Regions from separate parts of the Homo sapiens genome. Here region 2 is linked to region 1. Evidence: read pairs that join two places in POLR2A ChIA-PET (ENCODE). Cell type or tissue: CD4-positive, alpha-beta T cell. All regions are shown on one strand. Links, peaks and the distances in the headings refer to the core of each region. The heading gives the core; the rest is flanking DNA.

Region 1 (5,374 bases), core at 309-5,308:
AATTATCTAATAACTAGATAATTCTAATTAGATAATCTAATTATGTAATTATTCTATTAGGCACAATAGGATCTAATGAGACTGTTTTTGGCTTGGGGATTTTGTTGTTGGAAGGGTTTTGTTTTTACCTTCTTTTTTTTGTTTTTTGTTTTTTTTTTGAGACGGAGTCTCGTCTGTTGCCCAGGCCGGAGTGCAGTGGCACAATCTCGGCTCACTGCAACCTCCGCCTTCCAGGTTCAACTGATTCTCCTGCCTCAGCCTCCCGAGTAGCTGGGATCACAGGCGGGTGCCACCACGCCCGGCTAATTTTTTGTATTTTTAGTGGAGACGAGGTTTCACCATGTTAACCAGGATGGTCTCGATCTCCTGACCTCGTGATCCACCCGCCTTGGCCTCCCAAAGTGTTGGGATTACAGGCGTGAGCCACCGTCCCTGGCCTGTTTTTTCCCTTCTTACCTTTGATGGAGCCAGCCAGGTAGGCCTTTCGGGCATCAAAATCCTTACTAAGGAAAGAGCCGTTTTCTTCACTCTGGCATATCCCCTTTGTGAGAACTGCAATATAACTCTCCATCATTTTAACTGGGCTCCCATGTTTCAGGTACATTCTGTAAGAAAGGACAACAAAGCAACTGTGATTTCATTTGGCACAAATCATGTACAGATGTGCACCCAGGCTGGTATGGGTGCCTTCTCAAGAATCCGAGGCCACCTTGCTACTGCCCTTCTGAATGCTTCACTCTTCTGTTTTTTTTGAGACAGAGTCTCACTCTGTCGCCCGGGCTGGAGTGCAACGGTGCAATCTTGGCTCACTGAAACCTCCACCTCCTGGGTTCAAGTGTTTTTCCTGCCTCAGCCTCCCGAGTACCTGGGATTACAGGTGTGCACCACCACACCCTGCTAAGTTTTGTAATTTTAGTAGAGTCGGGGTCTCACCATGTTGGCCAGGCTGGTCTCAAACTCCTGACCTCAGGTAATCCGCCCACCTCAGCCTCCTAAAGTGCTGGGATTACAGCTGCACTTACTGCACTTACTGCTGAGTTACTGCGCTTGGCCTGAATGCTTGAATCTTTTCATGTAGAAAGTAGTATTACTTTCAAGTAGCATCATTTCTCTCTAAATTAAAAATATATTTCAAAGAAAAAGCAGCCGGGCGCAGTGGCTCATGCCTGTAATCCTAGCACTTTGGGAGGGCAAAGCAGGCGAATCACCTGAGGTCAGAAGTTGGAGACCAGCCTGGCCAACATGGCAAAACCTCACCTCTACTAAAAATACCAAAAAAAAAAAAAAATTAGCCAGGTGTGGCAGTACATGCCTGTAATCCCAGCTACTCAGGAGGCTGAGGCAGGATTGTCGCTTGAACCAGGGAGGCAGAGGTTACAATGAGCCGAGATTGCACCACTGCATTCCAGCCTGGTCAACAGAGCAAGATTCTGTCTCAAAAAAAAAAAAAAAAAAAAAGAAAGAAAGAAAGAAAAGAAAAAGCTTGAGAGACCTTCAACAATTCTTTGGACTCAGCCATCTCCTTACATCTGGGAGCCCCTTGTTGTACTAAGGCAGGAGAATGAAGTACGAACTTCCTGAGGTCCCAGGATTCTCAAGAATGTTGTGCACTTATCCTGTGTCTTACATTCACAACTGGGGTTCTCAGTCATACAACTCTGTTTTATCACTGAGATTTCCTTTGACGAGAAAGGAGTTTTACGCACTGTTCACAGAGAAACCAGTAATTAGTTGTAGAACCCATACTTATTATTAAATGAGTTCCCAGAGGTAGCTATATTTAGATAATTAAGAAATCAAAACTCCTTTAGGTTTCTGGTGATAAATGCACATTAGACATTCATCGTCAAGTTAAAGCTTCTAGAAAATGCTGACAGGAAACTGGCTGCATTTATAGCTCACATGTGGAATCCGTCTCTTCCCCTTGAAATCTCTTCCTGTGAGCAACTAAAATTAAATTTTGCTTGAGAAACATGACTGGGTCTATTTGGGCCTTTCAGGAGCTGGTGGGATAGAAAATCGGGAAGAAAATAAAACATATTTAAGACAGATCACTTGAGGGCCGGGCACAGTGACTCATGCCTGTAATCACGGCACTTTGGGAGGCCAAGGTGGGCGGATCACTTGAGGCCAGGAGTTAGAGACCAGCCCGGGCAACACGGTGAAACGCTGTCTCTACTAAAAATATAAAAATTAGCTGGGCCTGGTGGCTCACACCTGTAATCCCAGCTACTTGGGAGGCTGAGGCAGAAGAATTGCTTGAACCCAGGAAGAGGAGGTTGCAGTGAGTCAAGATCACACCACTGCACTCCAGCCTGGGCAACAGAGCGAGATTCCGTCTCAAAAAAAAAAAAAAAAAGATCACTTGAAAATTATATTTATCATAGACTAAATGAAAAAAGCAAGTGTTTTAACTGCTTGCCAACTTTTGTCAATCATCAGTGTTTTTTTAAAAATTACCAATTCCAGCACTTTGGGAGGCCGAGGCGGGCGGATCACGAGGTCAGGAGATCGAGACCATCCCGGCTAAAACGGTGAAACCCCGTCTCTACTAAAAATACAAAAAAAATTAGCCGGGCGTAGTGGCGGGCGCCTGTCGTCCCAGCTACTTGGGAGGCTGAGGCAGGAGAATGGCGTGAACCCGGGAGGCGGAGCTTGCAGTGAGCCGAGATCCCGCCACTGCACTCCAGCCTGGGCGACAGAGCGAGACTCCGTCTCAAAAAAAAAAAAAAAAAAAAAAATTACCAATTCAATTCACAACTTGACGGAAAAAAAGTAGAGAACAATGAATGTGGTGAGCTTTCACACATGTAAAATACATTCAAACCCAGGAACTCACACACAGGCTCACACAGGGAGAAAAACTTCTCTGATAGGATATAAAGAAGGAGGTCACGGGAGTTGTGTGGGGTGGGGATCAGGAGGTAGAACTGGAGTCTGGGAACAGGAGGAGGCGGCAGCTCAGTTTTCACTGCATATTCTCCTGTGTTTCTAAATGTGCTTTATTACTACCAACAACAAAAAACCAAAATGCCATTAGCTTTCTAAAATAGAGGCCAAGCACTGTGGCTCATGCTTATAATCTCTACACTCTAGGAGGCCGAGGCAAGAGGCTCACTTTAGGCCAGGAGTTCCAGACAAGCCTGGTGAACATGGTGAAACCCCGTCTCTACTAAAAATATAAAAATTAGCCAGGTGTGGTGGTGTGCACCTGTAATTCCCACTACTTGGGAGGCTGCAGCACAAGAATCACTTAAACCCATGAGTTGGAGGTGGTAGTGAGCCGAGGTGGCGCCACTGCATTCCAGCCTGGGTGACAGAGTGAAACTCTATCTCAAAAAAAAAAAAATTATAAAATAGAAACAATACACAGTAATAGAGAAGAGAAACATAAGGTTGGTAGGATAAGATGACTTCCTACATGACAACCCTGGGCCAGGAGAGATAAAACAGAGGGGGAAATCCCCCCAAAACCACTCCACAGGAAAAGCCCACAGTGCGACCCCAAGCACCTTGTTCAGATAGACATCCATAGGCTGCCACACATCGAGGCCTGTACAGCTGACTGCAAGTGTGCATGAAACCCCGGTTCTCTAGCAGGGCCACTAGCAGCAAGCGACTAGAGGCTGAAGAGGACCACAGCAGTGAACCTGCAGCCACATAGGGAATGAGGTTCCCTCCTGCGGGCTTCTGCTGCCACTGTGAGCAGCAAGCTGTGTGTGGAAGGCACGCCTGCCTGCTCCTCACCAGAAATGGAGGGAGGCAACTCCATGTTAAACTGTCATGAAGAAAAGAAGTCTTTGCCTATGAGTGTGTGCATGTACACACAGACCTGTGTGTGTGTGTGTGTGTGTGTGTGCAAATACTTGGATGTGCATACATGCAAGAGTGAGCATAGTGCTGCATGAAGGGGCAGGAAGCAGAGGAGGCGGCTGGCAGTAGCTCCGAGTCCTCACTTCTCTTGCACTGTGACGGGAGAAGAAATCCAGGATACTACAATGCCACGCACTGCACAAGCTGAGAAACCCTCTGGGCCTCCTTCTGGGCAGGAAGTGGGGTCTGAAGCAACCTTGCCTTTTGGACTCCAGAATATTTCCCAGTGAATTCAGTTGAGCAACATAACCCTGACTCAACCAAATGAAATGGGAGTCCAATGTTTGTTCAAAAATACCTCTGTAGTGTTTTTAGTTTATGGCTTCTGGATAGCGTCTTTTCTGGCAATAATAATCTCCCTTTGTGTAAGTGCCACATTAGCAGACAACTGTTTATCCACAGTGAGACATTCACCTGGTTCTTATGAGAGTAGGAAGCTTTTTTATTCTGGCTGGTTGCAAAAATGGTGAAATCTCATTTAGCCAAGATATAATCTAACTGAAACCCTTAGGTAATGAGAAGATAGTCTTATGATAGAGTTTTTCTCTTTTTTTTTTTTTGCTTCTTTTGGTGTGTGTATATACATTCACGCACAAAAATAGCCAAAAGCCTACCATTTATTAGGCTTATAAAACAAAAACAATTCCCTTCACCCTCAGTGCCCCCAAAAATCTCTGTATTAGGGAAAAGCCTGACGGTAACATGACACCTAGAATTATAATTCTATCTAGTAACAACATTTTTTTTTTTAAAGGGCTAGGTGCAGTGGCTCACGTTTGTAATCTCAGCGCTTTGAAAAGCCAAGGCAGAGGATCACTTGACCCCAGGAGTTCAAGACCAGCCTGGGCAACATAGTAAGACCACCTTTCTACAAAATATATATATATTTTTTAATTAGCCAGGAGCAGTGGCACACACCTGTAGTCCTAACTACTTGGGAGGCTGAGGTGAGAGGACTGCTTCAGCCCAGGAGTTCAAGGTTACAGTGAGCTATGATCATGCCACTGCACTCCAAGCTAGGCAAAAGAGCAAGACCGTGTCGCTAAAAAAAAGACAACAACCAGAAAAAAAAAAAAAAAATCACGACTAAAACCCTGCAAGGCAGGGTGCGGTGGCTCACGCCTATAATCCCAGCACTTTGGGAGGCCAAGGCGGGCGGATCACTTGAGGTCAGGAGTTCAAGACCAGCCTGGCCAACATGACAAAACCCCCTCTCTACTAAAAATACAAAAAATTAGCTGGGCGTGGTGGCACCCACCTGTAATCTCAGTTACTCGGGAGGCTGAGGCAAGAGAATCGCTTGAACCCAGGAGGCAGAGGTTGCAGTGAGCCAAGATCGCCCCACTGCACTCCAGCTTGGGCAACAAAGGGAGACTCTGTCTCAAAAAAAAAAACATAATAAATAAAACTCTGCAAAAGCCTTCATCATTAAGAAAGAGCTAATATCTTTAACACATAAAAAAAGAGTTTCATCACGCCTATAATCCCAGCACTTTGGGAG
Region 2 (5,374 bases), core at 275-5,274, 670 kb before region 1:
CACACCTAGTCTGCACCCAGGTTTTCCTCACTCAGAAAGACCGAGTCCATTGTTCTCTTCAAGGTTAGTTTCTGGGATTAGGACCTGGGCTCATCATTCACCCCTTTCCTTTGTCCCAACCTCTAATAGCCCCCTTCCTAGCACCTTGTGACATGTTTACACAAGTGAGAATCTTCTTTTAAATCCATTCCTCAAACATGGAATCCACTCTGAGAGCCAGCAGGGTACAGTGTCCCAGCCCAGGCACTGGAACTGTAAGGACTATAGTCTGATTGGGGCAGGTCAAGGAGTAAAGGCTCTGATGACACTGCTTAGGCCTCCTAACTCTCTCGGAATGAAAGAACACTCCCTGCTGTCTCTTCCTCTGGTCCCCATGACAACAATCTCTCGGGGTCCTTCCCCATCTCTGGCTGTTCCTTCTCAGTCTCCTTTGTGGGTGTATCTTTCTTCTCTAAAACTGATGGTATTCCCAGTGTTCTACCCTTAACTCTCTTCTCCGTCTTCATGCTCCATCTAGAAAATGTCACCTTCTTTCCTAATTTTAACTACTACTACCTTTGCTAACTCCACTCTTTTCCCCTAATCTCAAGACTGATGCATGTGACGTCTCCCCCACACTGAGACACACTAGACCCTCAGACTCAGCATCTCTAGAACTGCGCAACACCTGCTCCCCAAATATTGTTCCTTCTCTGGTATGCCCTATTTCAGGTAATGACTGCACCACCCACTGGATCATTTAAGCAAGAAACCTTGGAATCATCTTCCATCATTCTCCTTCTCTAAGTCTCTCCTATCAACCCCAACCACTTCATGCCCATTGCTATGGTGTTGATTCAGATCCCTATCTTTTGCCCAGACCAGTATTTCTTCATGGAAATGCTACTGGCATGGCACACAGGAGATGTTCTATGCAGGATTATCCAACTCAGTGCAGACACTCTAACAGCTCCCCTCATGATCTAGGGAGTTCCACCTGAGCACCAGGCCTCAAGTGCTAAGCATGGCCCCAGGATCCCATCTCCCATGAAGCCCTGTTAGTCCTCTTTACTGTGTAGGGGCCAAATTCCCACCTGCTACTGTCTGCTTCTAGATGCAGACCCAGAAAGGCCTCTGGCTTCAGTCTGATCTACTTTAAAAAATGCTTATTCTCTAAGCTTGGCATTTCCTTCCTTCCTGCCTGCCTGCCTGCCTTCCTCCCTTCCTCCTCCCCTTCCCCTCCCCCTTCCCTTTCCTTCCTTCTATCCTTTCCTTCCTTCCTTCTTTCCTTCTTTGAGACAGAGTCGCACTCTGTCACCCAAGCTAGAGTGCAATGGCGCGATCTCAGCTTGCTGCAACCTCCGCCTCCCAGATCCAAGCGGTTCTTCCACCTTAGCCTCCCGAGTAGCTGAGGCACATGCCATCATGCCTGGCTAAGTTTTGTATTTTTAGTAGAGACAGGGTTTCACCATGTTGGCCAGGCTGGTCTTGAACTCCTGACCTCAAGTTATCTGCTTGCCTCGGCCTCTCAAAGTGTTGGGATTACAGGCTTGAGCCACCACACCTGGTCTTTTCTATTTTTATTTCTTTTATCTACCCTCATCCTGGGCTTGAAACAGAGTTAATATAAGCCCATCATCCCTTAACTTCCTTATGTACAATTCCAAAATCCAAAAAACTCTAAAACCTGAAAGTGTATCTTTTAAGTTAAAAACTCATTTAATGGCAAAGCATGCCCTGAACTGATATGAAGATACTGATAATCATCACTTACCTCCCTTAGTATGAACATTCATACCATTGTTTAAGAAACATTAATGTGTTTTATCGTGGGGTAATGCTCCAGAACCACTTTAGAGGGTAGAAAATACAGGGAATAACCTTTTGAAAACCCCAAAAAACTTGAATTCTAAAACAAATATGGCCCCCCAAGAAGTTCAGATAAGGATTGTGGATCTGTATAACAAAGTTCAAACTCATGGAAACACCTTCACTGGAAGGTTTTCTCTGTCTCTTAAAAGTGATTTTTTCTAAATAAAAATCTAAAATTACTGGCCAGGTGCAGGGGCTCACACCTATAATCCCCAGCACTTTGGGAGGTAAAGGTAGGCAGATTGCTTAAGCCCAGGTATTCAAGACCAGCATGGGTAATATAGTGAGACCCCATCTCTTCAAAAAATAGAAAAAAAAAAAATTAGCAGGGGGTGGTGGCACATGCCTGTAATCCCAGCCACTTGGGGGGCTGAAGGCAGGATGATTGCGTCACTGCATTCCAGCCTGTGTGACAGAGCAAGACCCTGTCTCAAACAAATAAATGAGATTACTATAAATGCAAACATTTCCAGTGAGTATGTTAGAATCTGCTACACAGTTATCTTTAGAAAATAAAGTATAGAGCACTACCTTTCTGAAAAGGTTAAATTCAGTCCTGACAAAAAACAGGGATAGAGAAAATTACTTCTTAGGATTCCTTCCCAGTCCTAAGGTATTTTGTTTACACAGAGCCCCAGGGATTACAATGCATAGCACTGGCAACAGGATCACCTTCCCTTTTCCAGAGGCCCAGCCAGTTCTGTGTGGTATGTGGTTAGGTCCTTATCACAACTCTGAAACACGCGATCTCAAAAAGACAACACCACAGCCACAAGCTCCACAGCACTTCCCTAGTTTTTAAATTACGCTTGCAACTTACATCTTGTGACCGAGACTAAGGGTTGATGTTGCTGCTGCCATTTAAGAAAAGGGACATAAATAATTTTATGTGAAAAGCTGGTACCTACATCCATCTGAAGCTAAAATTTTAAACAGGTGTCTGATGGAAACTAAATACGGAAAATGATGCGGTTATCCATTAAGGCAATGAGATACGCAAATAAGATATGCAGACATGGAACATAAGCCTATATAACTTTAAAGGGTATTTTTTTTCTAAAGAAGCAACAACTAAGTCCTCATTGTTTAAACCATTACAGATTCTTCATACCCTTATACAGGTTTTTAATTTTTCTTTTTTAGAGACAGGGTCTCACTCCACCATCTAGGCTAGAGTGCTGTGGTGCAATCACAGCTCACTGCAGCCTCAAACTCCAGGACTCAAGTAATCCTCCTGCCTCAGCCTTCTGAGTACCTGTGACTACAGGTACACACAAATATGCCCAGCTAATTTTTAAATTTTTCATAGAGACAGGGTCTTGCTATGTGGCCCAGGCTGGTCTCGAACTCCTGGCCTTAAGCAATCCTCCCACCTCGGCCCCCTGCCAAAGTGCTGATATTACAGGCAAAGTCAGTCTCAGTCTCTCTCTCTCTCTCTCTCTCTCTCTCTCTCTCTCTCTCTCTCGAGCGGATCACAAGGTCAGGAGATCAAGACCATCTAACCAGGCTAACACAGTGAAACCCCATCTCTGCTAAAAATACAAAAAATGAGTCGGGTGTGGTGGCATGCACCTGTAGTCCCAGCTACTCGGGAGACTGAAGCAGGAGAATCGTTTGAACCCGGGAGGCGGAGGTTGCAGTGAGCCGAGATCGTGCCACTGCACTCCAGCCTGGGCGACAGAGCGAGGCTCCGTCTCCAAAAAAAAAAAAAAAACAGTCTGGCAGTTCCACAAAAGGTTAGATAGAGTTACCATATGACCCAGCAATTCCATTGCTAGGTACACACCCAAGAGAGATTAAAACAAATATACCACCAAGAACTTGTATGCAAAATGGCTTATAATAGCATTATTCATAATAGCTAAAAGGTGGAAACAACTCAAATGTCTACCAACTGATGAACAAATAAATAAAACATGACATACCCATACAAGGGATTATCTGGCAATAAAAAAGAATAAAGTACTGCTACACACTACAACTGGCATGAACCTTAAAAGCTATGCTAGGTGAAAGAAGTCCATCACAAAAGGCCACGTGGTGTATTATTCCGTTTCTATGAGATGTCCAGAATAGACAAATATTTACAGAGACAGAAAGGAGATTAGTGGTTGCATGGTGCTGGGGAGCTGGAGTTTGGGAGGAAGTGAGGAGTGGCTGCTAACGAAGACAGGGTTTTTTCGGGGGATGATGAAAGGTTCTAAAATTGATTGTGGTGATAACCACATGACTCTGAATACACTAAAAACCATTGACTTACATACTTTAAACGGGTGAACTGTAAGGTATTTGAATTATGGTATGTGAATTTTTTTTAACTGGCAAACAAATAAGGCATATATTTGCGATAAAAAGACAACAGAGGCAGAAAACTAGAAATTCTATTAATACCCGTCTCTGAAATAAGATTGCTTCTGCTCCAATTACAGAACACAGACTTAGGCTTTAGCAAATCTGGGAACAGTGACCACATTAAAGGATGCTGCTGGAATAAATGCAGATTATTCAAACTGATACACAGACATCCAAATCAGAAAGTCATACTAAGGAGAAATAAGTAGTTTTGTTTAACAAAGTCTTCCTATGTTCTTAAAAAAATAATAAGACTAGAGGGAAATATGTAAAAGTGCAAAACAGAGAAACTATTCTGAAACATGTGAAAGTAACACTGGTCCTCCAAAGAGCCTAGGCACAAATGGAAACACCCACCAAAACTCAGTAGAATATTGATAACAATTATTTCCAAGTGGAGGAATTTTTTTTCTTCTCTTTTACAATTTACTGTATAACCAAAAAACAATTTAAAAAGGATTAAGCTTCTAAAAACTCTTTTAAATTGAGTTATATGGAAATTGAAATAGATACCAAGATTTAAATTAACATGTTAAAAGATAATAAAGTTGTGATTTTCAACATGTGGTTCTTTGCCCTTCCTGTTGTTCACTGTTGCAAAGTTCCTTTACCATAAAACAGGATTAAAAGGAAAGAAAAAATGGCAAAAGTGTAAATTTCTAAAATTTTAATCTCTTGAGAGAAAGGTGTACCAAACTATTCACTGAGATAGGACCTGGAAATACTTTCTCTGTAGTTACTTTTACTCCCAATTAGCAAGAGTCGTTACGTATACTCAACTCTTAACGTGAACCACGATCTCGCTGGCCCTGAGAAGTACGGTAGTTTATACTGTACAGCCCAACAGCTGTAAAAATAATTATGTCAATGGAGGAAATCTCACTTCCTTTTTATTTGAATATAATCTCTTTCCCTTAGACTATCGAGAGAGAAAAAAGGGAAAGTATGAAGAATAAAGAAGCTCTTAAAGCTTTGATAATATTCACACTTTTGCCCTTAAAGACTCCATGTAAATGTTAGTTCCTAAAGCCATCTTGGTTTTTTCCCTTTTTATTGAATAGTCAGCTACTAGTCTCAAAAATGTTACAGATTGGTGGCCATGAAGGACATCAGAACACCTCCCTGAAAGGCCTAACAAAGGTCCCAACCTTTTCTGGATGATGTGTGACAT

Evidence for each region. Peaks named below come from ENCODE experiments on the same cell type or tissue, not always from the same donor. Only the 100,000 strongest peaks of a DNase experiment are listed, where the experiment ranks them.
Region 2: POLR2A ChIA-PET joins it to region 1 with 6 read pairs; 3 of 35 experiments call an interaction of 5 or more read pairs at or near these places.

The regions. Positions count from the first base shown.
Region 1 is chr10:119,112,750-119,118,123 of GRCh38, reverse strand. DENND10 (DENN domain containing 10) reads right to left here. Exons shown (of 9, transcript NM_207009.4): 4 at 457-605. Among named protein-coding and RNA genes, the nearest start is that of DENND10, 11 kb to the right of the region's middle. In CD4-positive, alpha-beta T cell, for the core only: no CTCF peak of the experiment used is centred there; no DNase peak of the experiment used is centred there.
Region 2 is chr10:119,783,478-119,788,851 of GRCh38, reverse strand. The region is part of intron 3 of INPP5F (inositol polyphosphate-5-phosphatase F); the gene reads right to left. Among named protein-coding and RNA genes, the nearest start is that of INPP5F, 60 kb to the right of the region's middle. RefSeq lists a silencer at 2,421-2,715. In CD4-positive, alpha-beta T cell, for the core only: no CTCF peak of the experiment used is centred there; DNase peaks (open chromatin) are centred at 2,591 and 4,001.